Linked DNA regions of Homo sapiens: region 2 is linked to region 1. Evidence: chromatin loops called from intact Hi-C (ENCODE). Cell type or tissue: A673. All regions are shown on one strand. Links, peaks and the distances in the headings refer to the core of each region. The heading gives the core; the rest is flanking DNA. Region 1 has its middle 9.8 kb from the start of IFNB1. Region 2 overlaps HACD4 (3-hydroxyacyl-CoA dehydratase 4).

Region 1 (17,482 bases), core at 3,233-11,232:
TATGGCATGAACTGCTGTGGGATTAAAAGAGAAAAGGAAAGCTGGAGGGTCTGGAACTAAACCTGGGGTTCCCATTCCTCCTACTGTGTGCTCCAGATTCTCTCATCATAAAGTTAGAATTGAGCTGGCCATCAGGAATAGCCAGAGGAATATGTCAGCTTTTGTGTTCTCCCTAACCTTCCCACGTTATTTGGGGGATACTTTGCTCCTCGAAAGATTTTTAAATAATTATGTGCCCCCCACCATCCCTGCAAGCTTAAGGGTGAGAAGTCCCATTTACTTCCATGACACTATTAAGCAGCAATCTCTTTATTCTGCTCATCATGGGACAGCCAAGATGTGTGGGTATCTTAGGGGAGCTGTGGGTCCCTGTCTGCTGGCATGGCACAGGCATCAGAGGAAGAAGAACCTTTTTATACCCTAGCCATCTGGTTAGTTTTCTCCCTAGTTTTTCAAAAAACTAAGCCTGCTTCCAGTCCCCACTGCCTTGTTCATACAGAATTCCAGGAATGTCCTGTCCAGTTTTCTGTTGCTCTGCATTGCGGACGCCACATAGTTCCTAAAGCCAAATGAAAGAGGTGCAGCAGTTTAAGTCCAGTTTCAAACCAAGCAAAAAGCCAGGAAACATAGGAGAAAGGGAAGTTTAGGTGGGATAGAGAGGGCATTAATTTTTCCCAGGGCTTACACCGGGAAAAAAATCAAGCTTTTCTAGGAGCTCTTTGGGCACCTGGTCAGCATGGACTGACTGGTTAGGTTTTTGTCTTTGTACCAAAACTCGGGAACTTGGGTTATAGTGGCTATTACTGCCATTAGCAGTTGCTGTTTACTGAGAAATTCTAATGAAATAGGCACTGTGCTGAGATCCCACATAGATAATCGGATTTAATCTTCTCCACAAGCACCCCTCAGGTAGGCACAAGTACATTATTGCCATTTTACAGGAGAGGAAACTAAATCTCAAAGAAATTTAGTAACTGCCCATGGTCACATAATGATTTCATTCAGTCTCTAGTGAATGGAGATTTTAAAAAGAAGTTCAAAGAGAAGCATCATAAAAGTCTTTATTTGTATCTAGGCATTTTTTCCTAGAGCAGTAAAGAAATCTGAATTCCTTTTAAAAGAAGCAGCTTTCAGGAGAAGTAATCTGTTCATTAAGAGTTCCAGAGAAGCTACTATTGTGTAGACAATGAACTCAGGGCTCCCCCTTCCAGTTCAAAGTGGATAACACACACACGGGCTATGCAAACAAGAAATGTCATCATGGGGGGCCTGCTGCCATTGACTCAAACCAGTCAAGCCCCCCTCAAGCTTCATCCTTCCCCCAGCTCTCCACCCCTGCTCTGCCAAAAGCCCTTCTGTAGCCGAACTCCTCTTTTTCCTGGAGTCAAGGACAAGATCAGCAAGTAGCAATGCGGAGTCCAGGCAGTGTCTAGAGCAGCCAAGAGGAAACTAAAGAAATCTCTCTCAGCAATGGGCCCCTATTGTCCACTGCTTTCTCTGAGCTGAACTGCTAAACTGGCCCAGAAACTGGCAAGTTCTTGAAAAGACCTGCTCTACCTCCGTGTTGGGGCAAGAATGACAGGAGAGAGGCCACTTCTGCAGAATTAGAAATACTGTATCACAGCTTAGCATGTCAACCCATCCAGAATGCCAAAAATAAGTCCATAACCAGTAGAAGATAAGTAACAATTAAAATTAATTCCAATAAAAATGAAGGCAACTAGCCCAAAGGTGCACATTTGCATGTGCTGAACCGATGACTAGGCATGAGGAATAAAGTAAAATAATAATATTACTTTGGCTGGCACCAGAATAAGGTCTTAAGGAAAACACTCTTTGTTTAGAAAAATATCTAATGAGTCTGTAGAAAAATATCTAATGAGGCTTCACTCAATATCTAGTGAGATTTTGAGGTTATGGGTGTGGCAACGGAAAAGACAGTAAAATATCAATAGCATGTTTTGTGTGTCAGCTTTTAAGGAGAAAGGAGACAGACAGAAATCCCCCAAAGCTCTGGAACTGTGACACTACGTGGAACAAGTCAGACAATGAAAATTTTGCTGGTGGGAATGAAAAAAGAATTTTCCAAACAGCGTAGCTCATGTGCAGCATGAAATTGTGTGCGCTGATGTATTGAAACTCTGTCCGACATCATCTCCAAAACTTCAATAAAAATGGCTACCACAAAAAGTCCTCTGCGTAAAACCTCTGTGTACAAATCATAGAAAGTGCCCGGTCTCATGTTTGAACAAACATGGGGTGGCCAGATCTTCATAGATGAACCAAATTAGAAGAAACAGGAGGCAAAACAATGACAACACAGCCACCTTCCCCCTTCCCATATCACACCTTAGGAATCCACAAAGCTGGATTAGGAGATGGAACTGTCTTATCTAGCTCTTGAACAGTAAGAAGGCACTGGTGAACATCTGGGTTACATACAAATATATGAATTTTGCTTAAATATATGAACATGCAGATGCAGGGCAATATCAGCACACATTTGTATAGTCTTTTTTGCAGTCAACAAAGGTGTTATTTAGGCATTTTAGGTGGCATTAAACACGTTCAAGTATTCAGATAACATCTGATCAGGAACTTATTCATAAAATACTCTTAAGAAAATGAAAAGAACATGCCACAGACTGGGAGAAAGTATTTGCAAATCACATATCTGATAGAAGACTCATCTCCAGAATATACTTTTTAAAATCTCTGAAAACTCAATAATAACAAAACCACTAATAAAACAATAAAATACATAATAAATAAAATAATAAAAATGGATAATATATTGGAACAGATGCTTCATCAAAGAAGACATGCAAATAGCAAATTAGTATATTAACATGGTAAAATCTTTCTCAAGGATTGTTGGTGGTGTAGGTCAGATAATGAATGTGAAATGATTTGGTCCCAGGGGAGCCCTTTCCATCATGGGGACCTGCCATAGCTTCTGTCCTTTCTGAGCAAAGTTCACCAGCCCTCTTGGCCAAGCTCTATTTCTGATGCATGAGAGGTCTGCCAAGCACAGACTGTGGGGGCCCTCATCAACATGGATTTCTTCTTGACGGGTTTGGCTGTGGGAAACACAGAGAGAGCCAGCATCTGGTAATAGAGTCAGAAGATGAATGTCACCCAGAGCCATACCTTGTTGACTGCAGACATTTTCTCTAAACACATTGCACTGGTGCTTGCTGAGCCTAAAAAATGAACTGTTTTATGAGTCCTTTTGTTCTCAACATTAATTGTTGCTTTTTAAACATTAGTTTAATTGCCTAAAATTTACTAGGATAGTTTAAGACAAACTCAAAAATTGGACTAGTAGTGCCAGCACAAAATTATACTCTCCTAATTTAGTAGGATCCATTTAACCATTTAACTCGTTAATTGACCTGATGGAGAGTACTCCAAAAACATGTTCACATCATAGTTATCACCAAATCAGACAATTATGTTTCAGTTATTATTCTGTTTTGACATTCATGTAGAGGGTGTTCCTAGAAAACCTATAACGCATTATTCAAATTATATCCCCCAACAATTAGCCTACGAATTTTTAAAAAAATGGAGCCCACTTCAAAGGACTCTCTTAAGAGGATTAAAAGACAGGTCACAGACTGAGAGAATATATTTGCAAGTCACCTCTCTGATAAAGAAGTTGTATTGATATGTAAAGAATTCTCAAGATTCAGTGATAAGAAAGCAAATAACCCACTAAAAGACAAACAGAAGATTTCAACACATATTTCAGGAAAGAAGGTACAGAGATGGCAAACAAGACAGGAAAGGACCAATAACGTTAACCTTTAATGTAATGCAAATTAAACAACAATAAGACACTGCTACATACTTATTAGAATGGCTGAAGTTAAAAGGACTCACCATATCAAGGATTGGCAAAGATGTGGAGCAACTAGAACTTTCAAAAAGTGGTCCAATGACTTTGGAAAACCATTTTTGCAGTTTTTAAAAAAGGTAATCATATACCTACCACATGATCCAACCAGTCGACTCCCTAGTACTTATCCAAGAGAAAAGAAAGGATTCTTTTCTGTGTATAAACATTCATATACACAGACTTGTATATGAATGTTTGTGGGAGCTTTGTTTGTCCATCACAAATGGATGATTAAAGAAATTGTAGTATATCCATACAATGGAATATTATTCAACAATAAAAAGGAATGAATCATTGATACACACAATAACATGGATGAATCTCCAAAAAAATTATGCTGAATACAAAAGGGCCAGGCACAGTGGCTATGCCTATAATCCCAGCACTTTGGAAGGCTGAGGCAGGCAGATCCCCTGAGGTCAGGAGTTCAAGACCAGCCTGGACAACATGGTGAAACCCCATCTCTGTAAAAATACAAAAATTAGAGGGCAGGATAGCGATTGCCTGTAATCCGAGCTATTCGGGAGGCCAAGGCGGGAGAGTCACTTGAACCCAGGAGGCGGAGGTTGTAGTGAGCGGAGATTGTACCAATGCACTCCAGCCTGGGTGACAGGGCGAGACTCCATCTCAAAAAAAAAAAGAAAAGAAAAGAGACCAAAAAGGAATAAATTTTGTATTGGCCTATTTCTATAAAACTCTAGAAAGGAAAATTAATCTATAATGACAGAAAGCAGATTAGTGGTTACCTGGGGGTGGGGGCAGTAGTACTGAGGAGTGAGATGGAGGGAGAGATTACAAAGCAACACAAAGAAACTTTTGAGAGCGCAAGGACATTTTCACTATCTTGACTGTGTTGATGGTTTCAGGGGTGTATATACATGTTAAAACTTATCACAGTGTCCACTTTAAATATGTACAGTTTATTACATGTCATTGTACTTCACTGAAACCTCTCGAAAAATAAAAAAGTATAAATTTACTGAAAAATAAATAAAATGGAGCCAAAGCATCTTGTTGTGTTCCCTTGTTAAACTCAACATACATTGTTTGATGTCTTAAGATCTCTTTTATAAGACTCCAAGATGAGATTAAATCAACAGGCTCTTAGAAATAAAAAATTATCTTACAGTCTAAGTTCATTGTCAGTTAGAGGTTAGATTGTTAAAAGTTTTTACTTATGGCACATTTGCAATACTCCATATTTTAAATGATAGTCCAAGAAGTGGATCACGATCCCTGCGTGCTAAAACTATGGGGGGAAAAGCCAAGAGCACTTCACACATTGCATATCTGCACCAAGTGCAATACAAGTTACATATTACAAATTCCAGTGCTTAAGGAAATGATTTTTCCCATTTTCATATTGTGGCAAAATATACATAAAATGTAGCATTTAAACCTTTTTTAAGTTACATTTTAAGTTCTGTAACATTAAGTACATTCATATTGTCGTGCAACCATCACCACTATTCATCTCCAGAACTCTTTCATCTTTTTCATTTGCAACTCTGAAGCCATTAAACACCAACTCTTCATTTGTCCTTCTCCAAGCCCCTGGTAACCACCATTCTACTTTCTGTCTCTATGAATTTGACTACTCTTGGTACCTCATATGACTAATTATATAAACTTTGTCCTTTCGTGACTGGCTTATTCTTCTTAGTATAATATAATGTCTTCAGGTTTCATCTATGTTGTTGCATGTTTCTGAATTTCTTTCTGTTTTAAGGCTGTGTGTGTTTGTGTGTGTGTACCACATTTAGTTTATTCATTGGTCCATTGATGCATACTTAGTGTGCTTCCTTTTTTTGGCTATTGTGAATAATGCTGCTATGAATATGGGTATACAAATATCTATTCATGTCCCAGCTTTTACTTCTTGGGCTATATACCCAGATATAAAATTGCTGAATCATGCAGTAATTCCATATTTAATTTCATGAGAAATCATCAAGGCAACTATTTTTAACTTGTGTCTTCATAATGGAAATATTTGCAATGATAGTACAATGCAAACACAACAATAACAGCTACATTTCTTAAGGACTTACTTTCTGCAAGGGATCTGCTGAGGATGAACTAGCTAGCTAGCTAGCTAGCTCGATAGATGATAGTTAGAGAGATGGATGGATGGATGGATAGATAGATAGATAGATAGATAGATAGATAGATAGATAGATAGACAGACCATCTTATTTAATCATCCAGAGAACATCTATGAGGTAAGTATTGTTCTCTCCTTTTTATACATAAGAAAACTGAGGCTCAGTAAGGTTAAGTAACTTGACCAAATCCACAGTAGGTAAAGAACAGAGACATATTTGGAACCAGGGACTATACTCTTAACTACCTGTAATCATCTACTACCACCCAAAATGCTATTTTTACCCAACTACATAGCACAAATATTGCAATTTAGAGAAGGAACAAGAAGCTCTACTGCCCGGCAGCTCATGCACAGCACAACTCCTGGTTTTGCTCCAAGTGGGTGCACTAACGTCCAGTGGCCTGTGGGGATCTTTTGCAGAAAGGACTGCTGTCCTCACTCAAGCAGTTGGTCTCCTTCCATCCCCATGCAGAAGGGAACTCTCTCTCTCTTCCTTTTTCTAAAGAGAATAGCAGGAAATTCCCATTTGCTCCTTTGCCAGACTCTACGGAGAATATTTTCTCCAAAGGTTTTTGTAAGCAACTGTCTGAATCATGAGTCATCGTTTTTCCCTTGGCAAGGCTGCATTTCCTTCTCTTGAGCACTACATTTTTATCCATGTACTAGCAAGACAGCCCTGTGTGCAGTTTCCCTCTCAAGTCTGACACAAGCTGATTTTGTTATCTCACAGGAATGCTTAAAAACTAAAATGGCTTACATTACTTAATGGAAATACACAGCAAATTTCTCTTTCCTTTCACTTTTTAATTTCTTGGCTCATTTTCTTTTTATGAAAGTCCAGAGGTAAAACAAATAACTTTCAAAGCAGAAAATGATTTACTAATCTAGAAATGCATGAATTGAAAGTCTGTGCATTGAAAGTACAAAGTTTTTTTTTTTTTTTTTTTTTTTTTTTTAAGTTTCCTATACTCTGATGGCAAAAACACAGGGCATGAAATAATACAAACCTGAGAGCTACTGTGGGTTCTGCCACTTTGTACCAGTATGGTCTTGGGCAAGTTAAATAAATTAGAAACAATCATACCCCAAACTCTTCAAGATTTCTATGAGAAATAAATGCAAAAAATGGGATGTATGACTTGGTCCAACACAGGGCCTTGTAAATACCACGGGATCTCACTTACATGTAAAATCTAAAAATGTTAATCCCATGGAAACAGAGCATGGAATGATGGTTGCCAGAGCTGGGACAGTTGGGATGGGCAGGAGAGGGCTGGGGAGATGTTGGTCAAAAAATACAAAATTACAGTTACATAGGAGGAATAAGTTCAAAGGATCTATTGTACAGCATGGTGATTGTTAATGATAATATATTGTATTCTTGAAAAATGCTAAGGGAATGGGTGTTAAGTGTTTTCACCACAAAAAATAATAACTATGTGAGATAATGCACTTGTTAGCTAGATTTAACCATTTCACAATGTATGTATAGTTCAAAACCCCATGTTGTATGCAATAAATACATGCCATTTTTATCTGTCAATTTAAAAAATAAATTAAAATAATAAAATGCCATAGAAATATTCAAGGGTTATTAAAATAACTTCTTCCATTATATTTGTTATAAGCCTTATAAATAGTTTAAAGCATGATATATTTTATATTTGGCGAACTGGCTTTAGACCAATTGGTGTCTATCAGGCATATGTGGCACCTTAGCATCTATTAAGGAAGAGTAGGCCACACAAGGGAGGAAAGCAATATTCAATACAGCTTCCTCCCCTCCAGGCTGCAACGGGATCTCTCCTAAACTCCAATATACCTTTGAGTTCCATGGATTATTTTCCTACTATAAGCCACACCCCTGAAATAATAAATGTGGTATGCATGAAAAATTCATTTTCTTTCTGTTTATCTAAATTTGTTCTTATTTCTTATGGTTTAATTGTGTTTATTAAGTCGCAAGTGCTCAACCTCCCTGGGTTATATTATAATACTTTCTGTAATAGTTGACAAGGAAGGGTTCATTTTCAAATTGCTTCATTCAAAACCCTTGACTTCATCTCAGGCTCCCATTGGCTTGGCAGGTATGTATAAAGAAGGAAGTGGGAGAGGTAAATAACCCTCCATTGCATCTACTACCTGTGTAGGACTTGTCCAGAAAAACTCCTGGCATATACTATCAATAAATGGTAGCTTTTTTTCTTCTTTGCAGGCAATTGTTACCTATTATTCTCTTGCTGAAATATAAGAGCCTCTATTTTAAAGCATCCCATCCCTATCCAAAGTAAAATTTCACAAAATCTGTAGAAATTCCCAGATAGTTCAGACAATTATCTCTGTAATTAAAAACAACACCATGACACCATGATCATGTAATTGTCTGGTCAATAAGAGCCTAACACAAAGTCCATGGGCATCTCAAATATATTCGTATAATTAGAAAATGACCTAGGCTCTTATCTTCTGACTGCATGTCCAATAAGCTTTCTCTCTTTCATTGCTCAGTTTCACAGACATTGTTGCCTGAACTCAGCCTCCCACTGGAAATCTCACTAGCTTTGGTGCCCCATACTGGACTTCTAGACTGATCTCTCTCCCTATCTCCTGGTAACCCAGCCACATAAATGCAGAAATGAAAAGGATGACAGGAACAGTGTTTCATCTGTTAGATGTCTTGTCACAGGGAACCGTTACTGGTCCCTAATAAGCCCCTGTTCCCTATTCTGTTCTTACTTCCTTATCCAGTCATTAATTGGGAATGGAAAAACACAGGCAACCCACCAGCGGAATAACTTGGGAACACTCAGACAGGGCCACAAAGCCTTCTAAAGGTTCTGAGAAGGGATTATGGCTATCAAGCTGTGGTAACTTCCAAGGAGACATCATCTTATTCAGCAGCAGCATTTTCACCAACAGTCTAAACATTCTTCTGATTTTTCCTTTTTTCCTCTCTCTCTCTCTCTTTTTGATTTGCCAGAAGTGATAAATGATAATAACCCAAAGGGAAAACAGTGGTGGAGGGAAGCAGTGAAAGAACTATTTACATTTCTGATATTTTGACCTTAATGAACTGCTCCCATCGATCAACTGGGAGAAGACTGGACCCTGTGGAACCCACTGCCTGATTGCATCTTGCTGTGATATTAAGTGGTCACCCAGCTGGTTGTGTGTGAAACACAGTTTGTCTCCAATAGAGAATAGCCTATCAACTGAACCAAAGTAGAAGGAAATACATTTTCATTCTTTCCCCCAGGTCTGACCATGCAGTAATAAGGTCTGGAGGTGCTCCAAAACGATGATCTTCAACTAGTTGCAATATTATTTCCCTCCTGGCCAAACAGTTAACCCAGAAGCACACTAGTCATAATGCCCTCTGCATGGATTATATCTTTCTCAATACAGCATTTGAATTTCAAAAATATATATATACTTGTCAAAGTGCACATTAGAGATCTGGGGATTGATAACTTAAATAATTTGCTTTAACTGGTGAGTAAATAGCAGAGGCAAGGTTCTAAGATATGCAAAACTTTAATTGGCTCAGGCAATGGTACTATTTAGTAACTTTTTATTTATTAAGTGGAAAGACTGTATTTAGGAGACATTCACATGAGTGACAATTGAGAAATTCTTAATTTTCTGTATATTTATTTACACACTATTCATTCTACACATGTGAGTTGGACAGCTTATAACATTCAAGGCATTAGAGCCACAAGGCCTGCCCTCAGGGAGCTCAGTCCTATTGCAGAAGATGAGCAGTTAAAGGCAAGATAAGTATGTTCACAGAGGTTTTAGAGAGCTATTGAAGCAGAGAATGAAGATAAGTCCTTCTTGACGCCCAGGACTGGGTTCCCTAGCTGGCAAAGCAGACAATCACAAATATCAACCTGCTTTACCCGTAGTGATGAGCCTGCCTTCTCTCCCTCAGCTTTCATTATTTTCACCAAATAATCCACATGCCCTCAAAGAAAAGAGGATTTCAGCTGCCACCCTCAGGACCCTTTCAGCTGAAAGTGATGGAAACTCAACTCCAACCACAATATGTAAAAATGGGATCTATTGCAAGAATAGAATTGCTCATAGCATCAAAGCAATTGTTGCAGGAAGGGCAGCTCAGGGGTCTCAGAAACAGGAATTGGAGATTTTCCTCTATCAGAAATCTTTTCTCCCCTCCTTTCTTTATACTTCTCCCTGAGGAGGCAGGGGGACTGGGCCACTCAGGAATCACACCCTTATTGCTCCGTGATTAGAGAAGAGAGAAAGAGTATTTTACATATATTATTGCTAACCCTTGAGTTGCTATAAGATAGCATTTTCATTGTGTTTGAAAGGAGGAAAGCAAGTAGTAGAGAATTAAGGAATCTGCTTCAAGTTCAGGGATCAGTGAAGAGCAGGGGAAGTATTCAAGGACAGGCTGGTCTTTCTGATTCCACAACTAACTAATTGCACCACACCACCTATCAACATTTGTTGAATGAATGAATACTTGAATACATAACTCATAGATCTGAATGAAAGGTAAACCCTTTTCAAATCCCCCTTGGTTCCACCAGAGGCAATCTTCATCTTCATCTAACCTACTGGCTGCCAATACTTTCATTATACTATACACAATCCCCCCAAACTAAGACAGTTCCAGCCAAAAATAAAAAAAATTCTGAAGCCTCTGATTGTTCTGGTTTTGATGGGTAGAGACTTTCTGCTTCCAGGAATCATCAAGGGCTCCTCAAGAGGAAATGCACCATGAGAGATGGAAGAATCTGGACTGGCAGCTGAGTACCATGCAAGAAGAGCAAAAGCATCTTCCAGGCACTTCATGTGACCGACAATATATCTCTCTTGATCCAATCACCCTCATTTTTGGAATCTGCTTTGAAAATAATGGATAAATGTGAACATACACTTGAAAACTCCAGCAATGGAAGTCCAGGTCTGTAGTAGCACAGGGCCACAATAGCTAACAAAGATCGTTGTGGTGTGGGGCATCCTGCTATCCATGCTTTGGGAGAAACACTGGCTTTTTAGAGCATCTGAGCTATATGACAGAATGAAAGTACCCCAGAGGAAAGGGGAAAATATTCTAGGTCATGTGAAGCTTGAGCCAATTAAGTATACAAAAGAGATGTGATATTCCTAGTTCAAGATGGCAAATAATCTCTCTTTAACCTCTTCCTCGTTCCAGCATCTCTTTGAATATAACAGTAAACACATAATTAAAGAGTGGAATCAGTCATAAGATATTGTCTAATGAAGATAAAACAAGAAACAAGAGATTTAAGTGTATCATTATACTCACATGTATTCCTACAGTGTATTATTTTATTATACTTATAAAGTTATCAGTGAAGAACCAATGAAGAATGAAAATAATATAACTATTTCTGTTAGGAATGCATTCAGCTACAGCTAACAAACAGCCTTATTAGCAGTAGCTTAAACTAAAGGGGTTTGTCTTCTCCACCTACAAAAGATCTAGATGGAGGCAGTTAGAGCAGGCCAGCTTTCTAATGATGTGCCTGGGAGCTGGGCACTCTTTTTCTGCTCTATTATTTTTACCATGTCACTGTTATATTTGTCAACTCACGGCTATAACATGACGGTTGTACCTGCAAGCATTGCCTCCACATTTCATCAAGTAGGAGGGGTATTATCTGAATTAGGAAGTGGAAGATCTCTCAGAGTTTCTGATATTTCATATGGAGCCTTAGAATGTGTTTATAGCTGGACACATTGCCTCTGTTAATAAGGAAAACAAAGAAATACAGAATGGGTAATAGTTATAAAAACAGCTGCAGCAATATCCAACAAAATACGGGAGAAAAGAGGAGAGGTGGAAAGTGATATAAATAAACTATAGTTAGAACATGAAGTCAAAAGCTATAGTCTAAATTGGTAAATCAATAAGGATTTTGGTACATTATGTAGATTTACATGGTTTATAATAAATGGCAAAAGAAAAGAAACAAAACGAAAAACAAGTTGCTTCCGTAGATTGGAAGTAGGGACGGAAAAGTGAGAAAGAATGTTTTTTCATTTAATTGCATTGTATAAATCTTTCTTACACTTGTGCATGTGATGCAGTAATAACTGTAGAGAGAAGAATGTGAGCTTGTTTTTGTACTTCAGGCAGGTGAAACAGGATGGAATTGTTACAAGTGTACCTAACATCAGTATTGAACACATAGTATTTGTGAATAAAAAAATTTATTTATAAAACCATTTTTAATAAAAGTAAAACTAAATATCTGCAAACTCCAAAAAAAATTAAAAAGGAGAGAAGAAGAAGAATCACAAAAAGTGACCAATGTTAGAATATCTGGCACTCTTCCATTTGGTGAGAGCCAGCCAGTACTTTTGATCAGTGCCTGGTCTAGGTTGGAAAGAAACTAATTTCTTCTGAGTCAATAAAGTCAGTACCTTTAATGTTCTTTCTTCTCAGGTTTCCCATCTATAAATGAGAATAAGAATATCCCTTGTAAATTTATTTTAGAGAGATTGCTTTTTAGAAAAGTGTAGGAATCTGTGTCAAACATCAATTAGCTTTGAAAAGCAACCAATAGTCATTGACTCCATGCTTTAGAAATAACAAGCACCCAACATTAGTATAAAAAAATGCATTGAATACAAAATAATATAATTTTCATATTATATTATTCTAGATATTCAAATATTTAGCAATTGGTATGATAGTGGAGGGCAGCAGAAAACAAGGCTGCCAAAAGCCTTAAAACTATATTCCCTTTGATTCAGCAATTCATTTTCTAGTATTTTGTCCTAAGGAAATAATTAGACAAATTTTCCTTTTTGTTGTTTTGTTTTGTTTTGTTTTCTTTGACATTGTTTTCCTTTTTCTTTTTAATTATACTTTAAGTTTTAGGGTACATGTGCACAACGTGCAGGTTAGTTACATATGTATACATTGCCATGTTGGTGTGCTGCACCCATTAACTCATCATTTAACATTAGGTGTATCTCCTAATGCTATCCCTACCCCCTCCCCCAACCCCACAACAGGCCCCAGTGTGTGATGCTCCCCTTCCTGTGTCCATGTGTTCTCACTGTTCAATTCCCACCTATGAGTGAGAACATGTGGTGTTTGGTTTTTTGTCCTTGCGATGGTTTGCTGAGAATGATGGTTTCCATCTTCATCCATGTCCCTACAAAGGACATGAACTCATCCTTTTTCATGGCTGCATAATATTCCACGGTGTATATGTGCCACATTTTCTTAATCCAGTCTATCATTGTTGGACATTTGGGTTGGTTCCAAGTCTTTGCTATTGTGAATAGTGCCTCAATAAACATACGTGTGCATGTGTCTTTATAGCAGCATGATTTATAATCCTTTAGGTATATAGCCAGTAATGGGATTGCTGGGTCAAATGGTATTTCTAGTTCTAGATCCCTGAGCAATCACCACACTGACTTCCACAATGGTCGAACTAGTTTACAGTCCCACCAACAGTGTAAAAGTGTTCCTATTTCTCCACATCCTCTCCAGCACCTGTTGTTTCCTGACTTTTTAATGATCGCCATTCTAACTGGTGAGAGATGGTATCTCATTGTGGTTTTGATTTGCATTTCTCTGATGGCCAGTGATGATGAGCATTTTTTCATGTGTCTTTTGGCTGCATAAATGAATTAGACACATTTTCAAAAGGTGTTATACAAGGGTGTCTATTGGTTCAGACTTTGTAAACACTCCAAATTTAGGAGAAAAACATACATTTCTAACCTTCGAAGGTTAATTTTTAAAATTATGCTAATAAAAATTATACTAATTAAGAAAAATTATGCTAGATTTCTGTGTGTTGACTCAGAAAGTATTCCATAGCCAACATATTGTTAAGTGACAGAGATACATTCTAAACAATATGCATAATATAACCCCATTTTGTGGGAAAATCCATACATATATGAATAGAAAAGAGCCTAGAATTTAATATATAAAAATAGTAAGGTAAAAATCTGAGTGATAAATTTGTGAATGAATTTTCTTCTTTGTATTTTTTCTGAATATGTAACACATTCAGTAGCAGGTAATGATTTTTACAATCATGTAGTAATAATAAAGCTATCTCAGTTTTAAGGACTGAAATATATTGTCTCCAATCCTATCACAATCCTAATGAGTCATTTGCTCTCGCTGTATCCTGACATTCCATTTACTACACAATGTCCCTGACAACAAGATAACTGAGAACATGAGCATAAGCTCTATTTGATATAGTTATAAGCCTAAACTTAATTTCTGAGAATCACATAATGATACTACTTTACACCTTGATGTAATTTTAAAGTATAATTACTCACTCATAAGCCTATATCATTAGTAGAAAATGCACCAGATTGGGATTTAGGAGGCTTCAGTACCTTTCCCTTCTTTGCTGCTGGCTCATTTGGGCAAATCGTTCTACAGGATTTCTTAGGGGCCCATTGGGGATTTCAGAGGCTTGAGCCTATGTGATTTTTACTTCTATCACTCAAAGTTTTAATGTTTTATCTGGTTTCTATCTCTCTTTAAGATTATAAGTGAATGTAAAGGACTTTTCCTGCTGGATTTTATAGATCTAAAACAGAAGGCCTGGATTAAAGAACATTTACGTTTGAATTTTCGCTCCAACATTTATAAATTTGTGTGACTTGGACAAATTTCTTAATCTCTCTGAGGTCTAGCTTCATTACCTTAAAAACTGGCTAATTAATGATCTACCTCTTAACATTTAAGGAATGAGATATTACATCTAAATCCCTTGGCACAGTTTCTGATACATAAGGTAAGGAGTGCTTGACAAATGTTAGTTGTTATTATTGGCTATGCGGGTTACTCACCTCTACTCAAACAAAGATTAAGCCCTAGTAATAAGAGAATATACTGGATTTAGAAGAGGAAAACTTAAATTTTGTTAAATACAAACAGACTTTCATGTTGATGATAAGCAGGAATTTATTAAATTGATGGAAAAAAGAAGAGAAGATCCTACACCCAGAATTTCCTGGGTACCATTAAAGGAGTTAATACAAAAGAACTCGAGAGTCATTTTGTATTATAATTAGTAAAACAATTTTTTTTAAATGTTTAACAGCAACTACAACTTAGAATGCACTAATGAAATCAGGTCTTTATTTCATAATAGCTAAATGATGATTTAATTAAAGTTTTTATTTCAATAGACTCCATTTCCATTCAAAAGTGTTCCTCAAAAAACTGCATTTAAACAGTTTTAATACCCAGGCTCACATAAAGATTGCCTGTGATTTCAGATAAACACAGTTTTTTCAAGCTGTACTTGAAAGCGCTCTTGTAATTTAACCCCTGAATTCTGAATTTCAAATGGAGAGTAGAGGATTTACCAAATATGTGATGAAGAATTGTGTTTTCATGTTCTTTCATTTTGGGAGGAACTCTTGTTTCAATTGAAAACATTCCCTTACCATTACAGAAACCCAGAGGGCAATCATGAGTTAAGACCTGGAAAATAAAACTGAGAGAAAAGACTGGAACAACATGTGGTTGTCATTTTCAGGGCCACAGAGAGGGGAAGTGGTTTTCCACTGCTAGCTAAGCAAAGGCAAGCACATGTAGCACATTAACGTGGAGGGCAGGCAGTAAAAATAAAAAGAGATGATGGTTTGCCTTTTTGTTTTATGGTGAAGCAGGTGCTGACTGGCCCTGCAGTTAGGACTGCATAGTTTAGGATTTTGATGCCATTTCATATTTGAGATAATAGCTTTTAATTTCCATTCATGACCTCCCAAAAGCACTGTGAGAGATGTGACCATCTTGCATGCTCAGGCTCCTCTTCCATAAAGATGAACGTTGGTAGGCTATGGGACTGCCCCATGAGCACAGTTAGAAGTTCAATTGGAAATCACTATCCCTGAATTTTCTATCTTAGAAATTGTCCATTACAAAAAAAAAAAGAAAGAAAAGAAAAAAGTGGTGTTTTTTGTTTTCTAATATCAGATTGTGAAAGCAGGATTAGCCTACAGAAATCATTATCATTTTTCCAGTTTCCTTCATAGTTTGTGGTCACCTTTTCTATCTTGCCTTTTTAATTTCCCCTTATTCACTCCAAACTTATATCCTGTTTCATTCACGCTCAAGCAAACAAGACACATACTAAGATAGCTTAACATTTACATGGGGATGGCAGCTCGAAGGGGAGCTGCCTTACCCCATAGCAGACAGTGCTAGCGGGTTACAGCACTCTTTTCACCTAGCCCAGATGAAGCCCTCTGAATCCTTCTCACTCCCTAAGACTAGTACCAATTGATTTGGGATTAAACCTCTTCGTCATCTCCAGTTTTGAGCACAGTCCCTCTAACCTTTACCCAACCTTAGCAGGTAAGATTGGGTTTCTGAGATTCAGGTTCCTCTCTTGTAAAATGAGGATCGTATAATTGCTCCACATTTAGTCCATAATGAGAATTTATATAAAAATATTATTCAGTATATAGGATGATTGTTATTGTCTTTAATATCATATGGTGGTTTTTTACTCCACTCATTTTAGTTTTTCTCATCATGACTAGCTTTTCCCTTCAGACAATTCTGGCCTGCCTTGTATTCTGACCTGCCTTGTATACAGTAGCGCATCATCTAGCACAGTGCCCACACATAATTTATTCTCAAAAAATGTCACCCCCTCACCTCATTCCTTACTCTTGGTAATATTACTCATTGATCAACTGTTGGTGTTCACAGTGCATTCAACACTACCATCTGCCCTAGTTAAATAAAATTACAAAGCATAAAATCTCAAAGGATTTTAAAACAGCATCTTGACTGGCTTCAGTACTCATTCATCCACAAGTCTCTGCAACATTCTTGCCCTTACAGAGCAAAAACCCCAGAGAGAAGTGTGTCAGTGGCAGGGGCAGCTAGGCCTTCTTCTCCCTAAGAGGATGGTGATGGTGATTATGGTCATTATGGTAATAAGCATTGATTGAGCACTTCCTCCGTGCCAATCATCAGTCACCAATCTTGCTAACAACCATCTGTGATAATATTTTCTTCACCTTAGACATCAGGAAATTGGCAGAGAGGTTAAACAATGTGCCATGTTTGAAGGGCTTTGAAATATAAGTTTATGATAAAATACAATTAGCTAAAACAAAGCCTTGAAAACCATGCCAAATATCTAAACGAGCATTTCACCCAGAGTCATCCTTGATTGGAACAACGACAAGCCTAAGTAGATGAAGGCAAGCCAGTACAGTCTATGCATAAAAATGCAAATTAAGGCAAGGATATCCACTGCTTTGTTGTCATGTAACTGATGGTTGATCTTTCATAGAAGATAGTTTATATCCATCACATTATAAAAGTAAATGTATGTATTGCTGTCTGGTGATGCTACAAAGCTTTTGTTTATGTTTGGAAAATAGTAAATGAAAAGTGGCAAAGACCACATGAAAGTACCAGTAGAGGTATCCTGAAACACCGTGCAAGAACAAAGCTCCCT
Region 2 (16,068 bases), core at 5,064-13,063, 64 kb after region 1:
AAGATATAATTTATATACCATAAAATTCACCCTTTTAAAATACAAAATTTGTGAGTTTTAGTATATCCAAAGAGATGTGCAATCATCACTACTATCCTAGAACATTTTGATCACCCATAAAAGAAACCTTATACCCAGTAGCAGTCACTCCCCTCTCCCTCTTTCCCTCAGCCCCTGGAAACTACACATATGCTGTCTCTATGGATTGCCTATCCTGGAAAGTTCATATAAATGGAGTCATCCAATATGTGGCCTCTTGTGACAGGCGTCTTTTACTTAGCATAATGTTTTCAAGGTTCCTCTGTGTTGTGGCATGTGCAGTACTTCATTGCATTTTGGGCTGAGTAAAATTCTATTGCATTGATTTACCACTTTCTGTGTATCCACTTATCAGTTGATGGACATTTGGGTGGTTTCTACTGTTTGGCCATGAGTAGTACTGCCATGAACATCCATATACAAGCTTTTGTGTGCACATGTTTTCATTTCCCTTATACCTAGGAGTGAAATTCCAAGGCACCTAACTTTTAGAAACTTTTTTTTCCTCTGTAAAATGGGGGTAAACTTATCATCCCACCCTACCCTAGCATTATTTTTCCTAAGTAATGAGCAAGAGACTTCCTCAGCCTGAAAAAAGCATCTATGAAAAATCCATACTAACATGATAGTTAATGATGAAAGACTGATGCCTTCCTCCTAATATCCAGGAACAAGACAAGGGCATCCACACTTGCCAGTTATATTCATCATCGTACTGGAAGTTCTATCCATGGCAATAAGGCAGAACAGAAAACAAACAAAATGGTATAAAAGGCATCTAGGCTGGAAAGCAACAAGTAAAACTATCTCTATTGGCAGATGACATCTTATACATAAAAAATTATCAATATGTAAAAATGAATTATTTTTATATATTTGCAATTAACTACCATAAAATGAAATCAAGAATACAATTCTGTTTACAGTAGCATAAAAATAATAAAGTACTTAGGAATAAACTTGACAAAAGATGCACAGAATTTATACATTGTTGAAAAAGCATTGTTGAAAAAAATTAAAGAGCTAAATAAATGAAAGGACATCCCACATGACTTGGAAGACTTAATATTGTTCAGATGGCAATATTCCCCAAATTGATCTGTAGATTCAGTGCAATCCCTATTAGAACCCAGATAACTTCATTGCAGAAATTGAGAAGCTGACCCTAACACTCATATTTAAACTCCAGGAACTCAGAATAGCCAAAACAATCTTAGAAGAATGTAGTTGAAGGACTCAATCTTTCCCATTTCAAAACTTACTACAAAGCAATAATTAAGTGTGGTACTGTGTAAGGATAAATCATGGAATAAAATTGATAAAGATAAACTCTCACACATTTTTGGTCAATTAATTTTTGACAACAATGCCAAGACCATTCAATGGGGAAAGAATAGTCTTTTTCAACAAATGGTGTTGGGACAACTGGATATACACACACAAAAAAATGAAGTTAACCACTCACATATAAGTGGAAAACTATGAAACTCTTTGAAAAAAAATAGGAGTAAATCTTGATGACTGGATTTGGCTGTGTTATAAGGTACACAACAAAAGAAAAAAAAGATAAATTGGACTTCATCAAAAGTGGCTTTTCTTTTTTTTTTTTTTTTTGAGATGGAGTCTTGCTCTCTCACCCAGGCTGGAGTCCAGTGGTGTGATCTCAGCTCACCACAACCTCCGCCTCCTGGATTCAAGTGATGCCCCTGTCTCAGCCTCCTGAGTAGCTGGGATTACAGGCACCCGCCACCACGCCCGGCTAATTTTTGTATTTTTAGTGTAGATGGGGTTTCGCCACGTTGGCCAGGCTGGTCTTGAACCCCTGACCTCAGGTCATCTGCCCAGCTTGGCCTCCCAAAGTGCTGGGATTACAGGAGTGAGTGAGCCACCACGGCTGGCCAAAAGTGGCTTTTAAACATGAAAACATGCTTACCCACTCTTCTAATATGAGGGGAAAAAGATGAGATACCATTTTTCACTTTGATTGGTAAAGATCAAAAAGCTTGATTATATGCTATGTTCAGTGAGGTCCTCCACTGCTGGTATATATTCTGTATAGTAAATATGCACATAGATATGCAAATGCAAAAACATTTTTGAAAGAATACCTAAGAAACTGACATTGGCTATTGTCTCTGAGGGGTGGAATTCAGGTCCTGGATTGAGAGAGATTTACTCTTCCCCATTCATGTTTTCAAGGTTTTTTGGGTAGTTTTGCCATATGTATTTATTGTCTGTCTATATTAGTAGTTCTCAAAGTGTGGTCCCTAGACCAGTGGCATCAGCATCACCTGGAACTTGTTAATACAAAGTCTGGGGTGTACCACAGTTCCATTGGATCAGAAACTTTGGAGTAGGGCCCAGCAATCTGTGTTTTAACATGCCATCTAGGTGATTCTGATATATGCTCAAGCCTAAAAACCAGTGTCCTATTCAAAGAAATAAAACACAACGTAGACTACTTTTTACATCACAGTGGTAGGCTTAAAGCTCCCTACTATACCCAAATCAGCTCCCAAGGCCAGTTCTTTAATTGATCACATAGATAGTACAACTGCAGAAGCAGAAGGATGCCAAATAAAGATTTGGAAGTCACATTTTATTTTTAAATGAATTCCTGAGATATTTACAAGTATGTCTGTCATTAAAAAACCTAGCTGCTTGCTGCAAAAAATGAGCTTGGCTTTTTAATGAAATTGAAGTCACTAATCAAGGAAATTTGTAACTGTATTTTTCTGAGGAGGGAGTAAGAGTTACTTGCTCTGTTTAGCTTTATAATTATTAATGATCTACCACATGAGACAAGCCAGATTGACATGGTCCCTTTCCCCCATTTAAAAAAAACTCTTCCTTAAATTATAGGAAATAAAATATACAATTTGTACACTTTCCAGTTGTATCTCTGTATTTAATTACACAGTAGTTTCTCCTATTTCCCAGATATTAGCAGAAAATGATGTTTATGAGCTTCTCATCTCCTTTCAGGTACACTTATAGCATGTTATCAGTCATAGGAATATCCTATGCTGTCTTGACATGGCTCAGTCAAACACTATGGATGCCAATTTATCCTTTGTGTGTTCTTGCTGAAGGTAAGAAAAGAGTGACTTGCTGTATTGCTTACTGACAAAAGCCATCTAGTTATAATGGTTCACTAAATTTTTTGATGATTAAATTACTATTTTTGCGAATGCTTAGCTCACTCAGTGTATCCTTACTGGCATATTTCCCTTGATGCAAAGAGGCAAAGTTGAAGAGGGAAGCAGCTCTGCACAGTAGACAAAATACTGGACAAAAAGCAACGGCATCTGAGGCCTTCACTTCATTAACTCACTGTGTGAGTTTTGGGTAACTCATTTAACCTCTCAGAGTCTGCTTATTCACCAAAAAGAAGTTAACATTTAGAGATTCTATGATTTTTAACTTTTAATGCACAGAAATTCAGTCCCCTCTGGTGAGTCTTTCCCACTTACCATTTACTATGTATCCTACCCTCTCTCAGCAACTAGTTAACTCTACCTTGAGATTAATCATCATTTTCTGAGGGAGGCATTCCCTGACTTCCTCAACTGAGTTCCCCTGGGTACAGTATCATGAATCTTTTATAGCAGGGGCCCCCAAACTAGGCCATGATCCCAGTCTGTGGCCCATTAAGAACCAGGCCGCATACCAGGAGGTGAGCAGTAGGCTAGCAGGTGAAGCTTCATCTGTATTTATAGCCACTCACCATTGCCCACATTATCGCCTGAGCTCTACCTCCTGTCAGATCAGTGGAGGCATCAGATTCTTATTGGAGCACAAACCCTGTTGTGAACTGTGCATGTGAGGGATCTAGGTTGTGTGCTCCTTATGAGAATCTAATGCCTGATGATCTTTCACTGTCTCCCATCACCCCCAGATGAAACCATCTAGTTGCAGGAAAATAAGCTCAGGGCTCCCACTGATTCTGCATTATGGTGAGTTGTATAATTATTTTGTTCTTACAATGTAATAATAATACAAATAAAGTACACAATAAATGTTGTGTGCTTGAACCATCCTGAAACCATCCTTCTTCCTCTGGTCTGTGGAAAAACTGTCTTCCACAAAACCAGTAACTGGTGCCAAAAAGGTTGGGGACTGCTGTCTTAACAGGGCTTATATCAGCATAATTACACATTTGTATGATTCTTTGATTAATGTCCATTTCCTTGACTAGACTGTAAGCTCTGGGGGGGGGGGGGGTACCAGGATGTCTGAGTCTGTTTCTTTGCTTCCTTCCTCTCTTTTATGCACCAGTATACATGCTCAATGAACACAGAATGAATTATTGAGTATGAGTAGGCTAATTATATAGCCTAAATATAAACCTAAAACTTAAGATCAAATCATTCAGATCATCAGTCAGCAGAGCTTGAGGATATTTGGAGAATATATGCTTTCTTCTGCAATGGATTTGGTAGACTGGTAAGGAGCATTCTGTAAGACATGATTAAAGTTTTCAAAACTGAAGACATAAAATAAGAAAGCATGTTAAGGTAACTAAGGGAAAAACATAAGGACATGGTGTTTAACATAAAATGATGACGACATTAACAATAACCAAAGTATATAAAAGCCAGTTATAAAACAAAAACACATATTTTCTATCTACTGATGAGCAGATAAAAAGAGCTTGTTACTGTAAATCATGTTAGAATTTCTAAATTTGTTTTGATTCAAAAGGAAGAATTATTAATTTTGGAATAGACTATGCCAAGTGGATCTAAAGAATAATTGTCTTGAAAACAGTAAGAACCTGATTGTCCATTCTTTAAGAATCAAGTAACCTCTCATTGAAATATCAAATACATTATCTTTGTTAAATCATAGTACTGTAGAGAATATAGAAAGGAAATTGGGAGCTGTTGGTCAAAGGGTACAAAGTTTGTTAGGAGGAATACATTTTTGAGATCTAGTGCACAGCAGGGTGACTGTGCTTAATAATGTATATTTCAAAATAGCCAAGAGTACATTTCAAATCTCACCACGAAAAGTAAGCGAGGTGGTAGATATGTTAATTAGCTTGATTTAATCATTCCACATTGTACACATATATCAAAATATCACATTGTGCTTCATATATGTATACAATTATGATTTGCCAATTAAAACTTAATCAAATTTAAAAGAATATATAAAGGAATAAGGTAGAAATATGACTAATCCCTTCCTAGGAATAAGGGGTGGATAAATGTATAGGAAACTTTTGCATTCTTGTTATTCCATAATTCTAATCCTTGTCTTTTCTAGGAAAGCCATGTTCTTATATGGTTGCCATACAACCCTTATTCTTTTATTAACTTCATAAACTTATTCTTGCAATTACAAAATAAGGTATATGCAGAAAATAGTCTAGAGATATATATGACAAAAATGTCAATAATGCTCTGGATGGTGGAATACAGATAATTGTAATTTTATCTTTCTGTGTTTCTGTATATGTTAGATGTCCCAAAGTATAAAACTGCGCAGTTAAATAAACCTACTAAACTTTCGATAACTTTAATTTTAATAATTTTAATAACTATAATTTCCCATCTGACAGATATAAGACAAAAACAAAGCTTATGTAAATAACAAAATCAACTAATTATACTGATAAAATGCTAGAGACATAGGTGCGGCCTGTGTTAACCTTAAACTGCATATTTGGTGTCAGTGGCAGATCCTTCACTGATGCTACTCATACCTCTGCTTGGCTCTAACAGTTGTGAACTCTTGCCTTTTCTTCATCTTTCTCTTTTTAAAAACTTTTTATGTAGGGATAATTTTGACCCATAAGAAATTGCAAAAATAGTGCACCATTCCCATGTACCCTTCACCCAGCTTACCCTAATGATAACATCTTACATCATGTTAGCATATTAACATTTCATTGCATGAAATGTTACCAAAAATATCTATACATGGGATACAATGTTACTGAACTTTAATCTTTTTTTTACCTGATACCAGCCCCCTCCCTCAAAATAATTTAGGCCAGCATTTCTCATAGAGTTCTTCAAAATACTTATTAAATACTACTGGTGGTTAAGAAGGAAGAAGGAGATATTCTAAGGCCAGTTACATTGAGGAAAGGCTAGGTGGTATTTTTTTATTACAGAATTTCTCACAATGTTAATATGTGTTCTACTATGTTAATGTGTGTTGTGAAACTCTAAGAGGAAAATATATGCACCATTTTCCAAGTTCATCTCTCTATCACCCCTATTTGTGGCTAGGTGGACAAATGTATTTTGAGATAACATTTTAAGAAACATTGTAAATTCTTCTGTAGGCACAATAAGGTATACCATGGACAAACATTCAACAAGTCATACTGCTGTAAGCACCTTGCCAACTTAATCATTTCACAGATTTCTATATTAAACTAGGTTTAGCAAAAAGATTCAGCAACTATTACAAAACTGTCATTATCAAATTCAAAATATCCTACAACTATGAAGACATATATACACATCCCTGTAACAACTTAAGGAGGAATACCTTTATGATGCCTTTCTTTTTTAACAGCATTTGCCATCTATCAATCGCTGCCTTATTTTGAATCATTTGGCACTTATTCCACCAAGCTGCCCTTTGACTTATCCATCTATTTCCCATATGTGCTGAAAATATATCTCATGATGCTCTTTATAGGTAAGTGGCTTTTTTGGTCTTGTTTTTGCATTTTTCCTGTACTTTTTGGTTAGTGCTTGCCGTCTACCTTAATATACAGGTTGGTAAACATGGGAGAGACCAAAGAGGAAGCCTGACATCATGAACTAGATCTTGCTAGTAAAGCCCCTGGAGGTTATAATGCTTTTTGCAGGGCATCATGGGATCATATATTTCACTTTCACTGTACAAATAAGAACAATTTTACTATCAGAAAATATAGCTGCATTATGTATGAGATATAGAAGTTTTGACCATGTGCACAGGTATCTACAAATAAAACCTAGATGTCAAACTAAGAAGAATTGGCTATTTCTGATGTTTCCATTTATATCCATTTTGTTTCTTGTTTGTTTGGCTTTTCAAGCTGGCACTTCCTATCAGGCAAATGGGAGTCGGTGTTACAGACTCAAGAGAAATGTATGGAACAAAAACTTACCCTTGAATAAATTTGATCATTAAACCTAATCATTTTCCAGGAAATTGGGGAAAAAACTTTCACTATTAAATTTTTGTTTTCCCAGCTCTAACCTTCACAAATCTCCAAAATAATGATTATCTCTAGAAGGTAACAGATATCAAACATATGAACAACATATAGAGAGAAAAGACAAAAATGTGAAACTTTAGAGGAAGGTGGAGAGAGCTATGCTAAAGAAAGGAAGACAATTCCTTGCATTAAAAAAAGTAGGATGGAAGAGTTTGATTTACCTCTCTTTCTGCATAAAATCTGGACACTTCTTTAAACATTCCTTCTCACATCTCCCTTGCAAGTGTCTTCTCCCTGGATTTGGGCAGCACTCTGACTGTATTTTAAAAGCATTGTTTCTTCCAGAGAAATAGTTAACCTTACTTACTTTTGCAACTTCTTTCTCCATATTAGGTATGTATTTTACCTACAGTCATCTATACTCAGAAAGAAGAGACATCCTCGGAATCTTTCCCATTAAAAAAAAGAAGATGTGAAGTACAGCATTCCAGTGTGACACGAGAAAAGACAGGCTGTGGATTCAGTGCAGTAAATAAAACACAGGAAGTATTCTGGTGGAAAAATACCTTGTATTTGATAAAAATCCATTACATGAAATAACTGCACATACCCCCAAAACTCTAGACATAACAGGCTATGTTTTTCACACATTGTATTTTTAAGACATATATATTCTCCATACCCTGCTTCACCAAAATTCCTGCTTCATTTGGATTTTATACAAGTTATACTTACATTGTATGAAGTCTGATTATTTTCCTGTAAGTTTAATGAGAAATAGGAGATTAGCTGCAATAGATTCAATTAAATTAAGAAACCAAACTTGATAACCTAAATTACATGTATTCTTTTTCACTTCCAAGTTCCCAAATAGATCTGTAGGAGAAGAGGGATGGAAAATATATTCCACAGTTGCCTAGAATAACATATTTCATAGACAGATGTCTGTCTTCAGATCTAATAATACTCACCCTAAACATTAGATATGTTTAGAAAATTAAATATCTTTCCAAGCCCTATGTCTTAGCTCAGGTTGCTATAATAGAACACCATAAACCGAATGGCTTAAACAACAGCAAACGCTTCTCACAGTTCTGGAGGCTGGGAATTCCGCTCAGGATCAAGGCATCAGCTAATGCAGTTTCTGGTGAGGGCCCTCTTCCCAGTTTGCAGATAGATGTCCTTCTTTGTCCTCACATGAGAGAGAGATCAACTCTCTTATGTCTCTTATAATGGCACTAACCCCATTCATGAGGGCTCTACCCTCATGATCTAATTACCTCCCAATGGCCCCACCTCCAAATACCATCATATTGGAGGTTAGGGCTTAACACATGAATTTTGGGGGAACACAAAGATTCACTCCATAGCATTCTGTACCTGGTCCTACAAAATTCATGTCCTCCTCACATGCAAAATACATACATTCCATCTCGACAGCCTCAAAAGTCTTAACTCATTCCTGCATCAACTCTAAAGTCCAAAGTCTCGTCTAAATCAGATGTGGGTGAGATTCAAGGTAGAATTCATCCTGAGGTAAAATTCCTTTCCAGCTTTGAACTTGTGAAATGAAACAAGTTATGTGCTTCCACAGTACAATGGTGGGACACACAAAGGGTGGACATTCCTATTCCCAAAGCAAGAAACAGGAAAAAAGGAAGGTGTAATGGGTCCCCAGCAAGTCCAAAACCTAGCAAGGCAAACACCATGAGATCTTCAGTCTTAGTAATAATCCTCTTTGGCCTGATACTCTGGCTTCAGGACCCAGTGAGGCAGAGGTATTGCCCCCAGGACTATGTTGGAGGAGGATGACCCCCATATCACCAGGCGGAAGCTGTCAGGCCTGTTGAAACCAAGGCAATGACTGCCCCTTTTGAAACTGAGAAGGTACCACTGATGTTCTCTGAATCATTGTTCCGGGTCAGTTTCTCCTTTTCTTGAAGAATAGTGTACATTCACAGCTGAATAGCTCTATGGTCCCAAATTCAAGAAGTCCAACAGTCTTCCCTCATTCTGTCCCATCTCCATTCCTTTCAATACAAACTAGCAGTGTTCCTGCTGGGGTGGCTGATTAGGTCTGTGGTTCACACCCACATAAATCTAATTGGATGACTTGTCTGCTACACTCTTAGTGTTCTCTACCAAACGTGTTTTCTTATCTTTTTGTAATGCAGACAGACTGATAATTTCCCACATCTTTTAAGTTCTGGTTCCGTTTTTGTTAAGAATTCTGTCTTCATTTTTTGTCACATTTTACTTTAAGCAGTCAAGATAAACCGAGGCACTCCTTCAACACTGGTTGGAGATCTCTTCAGTTCAATATCTAATTTCATGGCTCACAATTTTACTTTCCACAAAACACTAGAACATGAACACAATCATCCAAGTTCTTTGGCATATTATAACAAAGATCACCTTTCTTCCAGTTTCCCATAACAGGTTCCTCATTTTCATTTGAGACTTCATCAGAATGGCCTTTATTGTCCATGTCTACCAACATTATCTTCATGGTGATTTACGTGTTCTCTATGAAGATGGAGGCTTTCTCTCCCACCCTCTTCTCTTTGAGCCCTCACCAAAATCACCTCTATCAATCCCTTCATGGCAATACTGGCTTTTTCTAGCAAAAAAACTAGTACCTCAAAACTCTTCCAGTACTCTTCCAGGTACTCTAGTACCTCAAAACTCTTCCAGCTTCTATCTGTTACCTAACGTCAAAGCTGCTTCCACATCTTTATATATTGGTTATAGCATCACCACACTTCTTGGTACTAATTGCTGTCTTAGCTTGGCTGCTATAACAAAATACCATAAACTGGGTGGCTTAGACAACAAATATATTTCTCACAGTTCTGGAGGCAGGGAAGTCCAAGATAAAGGTGCTAGACAATTAAGTTCCTGATGAGGTTCCAAGGTGCTAGCTGATTCTTCTTCATGGTTTGCAGATGAATGCCTTCTTGCTATATGTTCACATGGTGGAGGGAGAAACCATCTCTCCCTTATTTCTTATTGTAAAGGTACTAATCCCATTTATGAAGGTTCCAGCTTCAAATGCCATCACACTGGAGATTAGATTTTCAACATGTGAATTTAATGGGGGACACCAGCATTCAGTCCCTAGTGCTCTGATAGAGTATTCATTAATGTCATGTATTTGTTAACATCTTGTAAGTTATTTGGGCTTTGATGCCTTAAAAGAAGACCCTGGCCAGGCATGCTGGCTCATACCTGTAATCCTAGCACTATGAGAGGCTGAGGTGGGCAGATCAGTTGAGGTCAGGAGTTCAAGACCAGCCTGGCCAACATGGTGAAACCCCATTTCTACTAAAAATACAAAAATTAGCCAGGCATGGTGGCGCATGCCTGTAATCCCAGCTACACGGGAGGCTGGGGGCATGAGAATCGCTTGAGCCCAGGAGATGGAGGTTGCAGTGAGCAGAGATTGAGCCACTGCACTCCAGCCTGGGTGACAGAGTGAGACTCTATCTCAAAAGAGAAGACCCTAATGAAAATAGTAAACCTTTAGCAAATACACAAATGATGCCCCATTCTGTATTCTTTTTAATTTTAAAAATAATGACACACACATACAGGAAGATAAAAGGTATAAAAATATACTAAGTACTTTTTAAAAAGGAAAATTCATGTTTTGGATTATTACTGAATTGTTGCTAATTACTGTAATGTAAGTCATATGTCCTTACATAGTTTTGAAAAATGCTTTCTTTGAAAATCTAAAAAAAGTGTGAATAACTGATAGTCATTGCTGTATCATTGATGTATCACTCAATTTTTGGTAAAGAATTATAAAGATCTTACCTAGAAACTATGTAAAAAGGTATTAAATATATTGTGATGTAAGAATAGGATAATAAAAATGTAATTTTAAAAATGGGTAACTTATTTCCACTAAAGAAAACATTTGGAAAGAAACAATTGAGTATTAGGCTACTTGAAATCTTTATAAATATATTTGGATTTTAAAAAATTATCCTTTTAAAAAGCTACATTTTTTCTGCTTTTATAGTTATCTTCTAAATTTCAGAAAAATTATGAAAAGCTTTAGTGTGCAAGGAGAACATAAACCCTTTGCAAATTTTAGGTGAGTTAATCTTAATCACTCCAAATAAAGATGGCTCCTTACACTGCCGAAGTACATGTACAATCAATCACTAAAACAAAGAGAAAATTAGAGAAACTACACTTTACTGGGTCATTATAATAAATTAAAATTTCATTATTAAATAATGCTTTAATTTTTTAAAACCAGATTAACTTAAAAACTTCTTAAAATTGAAAACCAAAAGAAACACAAGTGAATTTATAATTATTTTAAAACAGAAATGAGGATTGACAGTAATTTGAGATATCTGCAACAATTGTAACATAAAAAGATCTTACATTTCCTTTGGTGACAGACACAATTGTTAATACTACTGTGGTTGGTTGCCTGTATTCACAATGGAAAGGAATACTAAATTTCATTATCAATTAGTGAAAATAAAGGTGTAATTTCTTTTTCTACTTAAGTACATGTTCCCCAGGTTAAGAAACCCAGACATAGTGAAGTCAAGACAGTAACTATCTGGTTAATCGGATGTTACCAAAATCGCAAAGTTGATGTCTTTGACTATCTGTCTTAACTGTATGTTCACCAAATCCCTATTTCATTTTGTACAGTGTAGACAAAGGCTTACTTTCTCAAATCTAAGTAACATAGATGAAATAGGAACCATTAGATATTTTGAAAACATATCTAAGACAACTTTTTTCAGTAATTTTTTTATTGTGGTAAAATGTAAAATATACTATCTTATTCCTTTTTAAGTGTGCAGTTCAGTAGTAGTAAGTAATTTATATTGTGCAACCATCACCACTGTCCATCTCCAGAACTTTTTTTACCTTGCAAAACTTATACCCTATACTCATTAAGCAATGGTTCCCTATTCTCCCATCTGCCCTGTCCCTGGCAACCACCAGTCTACTTTTTGTCTCTATGATTTTGATTGCTCTAAGTACCTCATATAAATGTAATCATACAGTATCTGTCTTTCGTAATTGGCTTATTTCACTTAGCATAATGTCTGCAAGTTTCCTCCATTTTGTATATGTCAGAATTTTCTTCCTTTTTGAGGATGACTGATAAGGAGGGACTTACTCCTGTCATTTTGCTATTTGTTTTCTACATAGCTTAGCTTTTTTGTCCCTCATTTCCTGCATTACGTCTTTTGTGTGTAGTTTACTTTTTTATAGTGAAGCATTTAAGTATCTTTCTCAGTTCTTTTGTGTATATTCTGTAGCTGTTTTCTTTGTGGTTACCATAGGGTGACATTTAATATCCGGAAGGTAATTTGGACTTATGCCAGCTGAACTTCAAAAATATACAAAAATTCTGCTCTTTATATCTCTGTCTATCACTCCTTTAAGTTTCACAAAATTATATACACTGTGTGTCCAAAATCAATTTTTAAAAATGCAGTAGTCTCTATGTAGAAAACAAAAAGTGGAGTTACAAACCATTGTTACAAAAGTACTAGATTTTATAATTGCCCATGTATTTTTCTTTACTGAGATCCTTATTTCTTCATGTGGCTTTGAGTTGCTGTTTAGTGTCTTTCCATTTCAACTTGCAGGACCCCTATTAGCATTTCTGGCAGGGGCAGGTCTAGTGGTAACATACTTTCTCAGCTTTTGTTTATCTGGGGATGTCTTAATTTCTCTCTCACGTTTGAAGAACAGTTTTGTCAAATACAGGAAATGTGGTTGATGATATATTTTTTTCCTAACACTTTGAATATGTGAGCTCACTGCATTCTGGCCTCCAAAGTTTCTGATGAGAAATCTGATAATCTTATTAAGGATCACTTATATGTGATGAATTGATTTTTTCATGCTACTTTCAAGATTCTCTTTCTGTCTTTGGCTTTTGATAGTTGTGTGGATCTCTTGGAATTCATTCTACTTGGAGTTTGTTGGTCATTATCTGGCTGTTCTTCAAATATTCTCTCTGCTCCTTTCTTTCTCTCTTTTCCTTCTGGGATCCTCACAATGTGTATGTTGGTCTGCTTGATGGGTCCCACAGATCCTTATACCCTGTTCACTTTTTTCCAATTTTTTTCTATTGCTCAGACTAATAATTTCCATTGTCCTATTTTCATGTATACTGATTCTTCTGCTGCCCAAATCTGCCTTTGAATACCTCTAGTGAGTTTTTCATTTCAATTATCGTACTTTCCAGCTCTTGAATTTCTTTTTTGTATCGTCTTAGATTTTCTCTATATTGATATTACCATTTTGTTCATCCATTGGTTTTTTGACTTTTTCCGCATGCTCTTTGGTTCTTTAAAAAACATCCTTAAGGCAGTCGTTGTAGAGCCTTTAGTGGATCCACCATCAAGTCTTTTTCAGAGATAGTTTTTGTTTTTGTTTTCATTTGAAAGGGACATACTTTCCTGTTTCTTTGTATGCCTTGTTATTTTTTTGCTGAAAACTGAACGTTTCAATCTAATAATATGGTAACTACATCTCACTAAGGTCCCTAAGTTAATGTTTTTTTTTAAACTATTCCTTACTTTGCCTGCCTTGAGCAAGTTGTCAAATGTGAGAAACTGTATTTATTTCAGAAGTACAAATAGATACAATCTCAATGTCCAAAATATTTCCCCAAAGAAAGAATCTTACAATTATTTAAGTTTACTTATGGAGAAAACATTTTATGGTACTAAAGTGTTAAAGTGATTTAAAATTAAGGTTAAAATATGCTAAAAATTATCTTCCTTTACCCAGTATCTATCTTCCACTTGTTTATTACTGCTTTTTAATAATTATAATGTTTCCCGTTGGTTCGGATAATTTTAATATTCTTCTCGGTCTGAGTTATATGCTAATGTTGATATGACATGGTTCTCCAGGGTAGTGTTCAGATTGTATGTTCAGGGAGCAACAGCCACAATTAACAAGTTCACCTGTTTAGAATGCAGATTCCAGGGCTCCACTAAAGATAGTTGAATCAGAAGCTCTGGGAATAAGCTCAGGATCCTACCTTTTGATAGACTCCTCAAATGAGCCTCATGCACAGAAAAGTTTGAGAACCACTGCTTTTGAGTCTAAATTATTTCAGCTTTGGACAGAAAGAAAACTGCTAAAAAGAACTACTTATATAAAAGCCACCAATGTTTTCAGAACAGGGATGATTTTTTATGGCTTTAAAAATCCTTAAATAGTAGTTCTGAACATGTTTTTAACATGCCAAGTAAGAATTACTAACTAGTTTATTTTTGCTAAGGGTAGCTGGAGTTTTAAATCTCATCTAAAATAAGGTTAGTTAATTCCATATGAAAGTCAATTAGTAAAAGTATGCCTTAATTCATCACATACATGTAGGTGTCTATTGTTACTTCATGGTATTCAGCTGAATGATGGGGTTCTTGTGAAAGATAATGTGGTCTGGAATTAAGAGCACTAGGTTTGATTTGAGATCAAGCTCCATTATTTACTAACTGAATGACTCTTTGAGTTCCAGTTTCCTTAACCACTTAAAGTTATTATGAAGACTAAATGACATATGGTAAATTAAACTTTTGCAAATTATAAAGGGCTTTGCAGAAGTAGGACATTTATAACATGTTCTGTTCTTACTTCATGATGGTTTAGTGATTTATATTCTCTGACTGTAAGTTCCATGAGAGCAGGGATGACACGTTTTGTTCAGATTGTACCCCAGAAACTTGTATAGTGGCACATAATAGACACCCATAATTGTGTGTGCAACTCTATCTTTAAAGAACGCCACTACTACATCTAGAAATATATTTCAAGAAATCTATCGGCTTAATTAGGTAATGAATTTCAATTGTATCTCAAAGCGTTCCTTATATTTAGAAGACACATAAGTTTTGTTTTTTTCTTTCAACTTATATAAGTATCTTAACATGCTACTTCTAGAATATTTTAATTGTTAAGAACAATTTCTTAATAAACTTCCACTGTCTTCCTGAGTCCCCATATACATGTCAGAAATGTGTTCAAGCATTACAGCTATTTATTTGCAGTGAAACACACAAAAGTGATAACATTTCAATAACATTTTATAATTTATAAACCATATTTTTGTATTATTTATTTTAACCCTCACAGCTACTTTGTGAGGTAGATCATTTTATCCAAAAAATAAAACCAAACCTCAGGGAATAATCATTTTTATTCAGTTTCATATTTAATAATTTAGCTGGAAATGATCTTACAAGTTCCCTATGTTTGACAAGAATCAGATGAGCTTTCTAAGTTGTAGTTTTAAAGAAGTTTTTACTATTTATGAAGATTAACAGATTAAATGCAAAACTCACAACTTTATAAATAATATATATATATATTTATATATATCATACATTTAAGATGAGATTTTAAAGTTTCCAGGATCACAGTAATGTATTTCCCCCAGAAAATACAGAAGCATGTTACCTCGTCCAGGACCACAGCAGTGATGACACACATTCGTAAACGAAGATGATGCTGTTGGGTGTCTTTCCACAAGAGTGATGAAGAATGTGAACGGTTCCAGCCACACTCTGTCCCCTAGTTCCATTTGAAGTGGTTCCTATGAATAGGCTGGTTGGGTCAGAAATACAAACTGACCAAACAGGGACCTACCCTCGGGCTTTAACGAAGGCCCCATCTCTTTACCAAATGATCTGATTTCTCTTCTAAAACAGCAGTTTACTAAAGTGTTTGCTAAACCTCTAAAACTGCTGCTTGCTTTCAAAGTTACTAAGTTACTTCAAGATAGTAATTGAATCCTTAAATCTGACTCCTTATATAATTACAATACCACTATCTCTGGTTAAAATCATTTTGGAGACATT

What was found. A loop is a pair of places that touch in the nucleus more often than their neighbours do. Peaks named below come from ENCODE experiments on the same cell type or tissue, not always from the same donor. Only the 100,000 strongest peaks of a DNase experiment are listed, where the experiment ranks them.
Region 2: a loop joins it to region 1, with 2.9 times the contacts of the local background. A loop is called at or near these places in 4 of 110 quality-filtered maps.

Annotation. Positions count from the first base shown.
Region 1 is chr9:21,059,416-21,076,897 of GRCh38, reverse strand. No RefSeq gene overlaps it. Among named protein-coding and RNA genes, the nearest start is that of IFNB1, 9.8 kb to the left of the region's middle. In A673, for the core only: no CTCF peak of the experiment used is centred there; a DNase peak (open chromatin) is centred at 6,627.
Region 2 is chr9:20,998,652-21,014,719 of GRCh38, reverse strand. HACD4 (3-hydroxyacyl-CoA dehydratase 4) reads left to right here. Exons shown (of 7, transcript NM_001010915.5): 5 at 3,025-3,131; 6 at 6,574-6,699; 7 at 7,601-15,211. The coding sequence ends at 7,683. Among named protein-coding and RNA genes, the nearest start is that of HACD4, 25 kb to the left of the region's middle. In A673, for the core only: no CTCF peak of the experiment used is centred there; no DNase peak of the experiment used is centred there.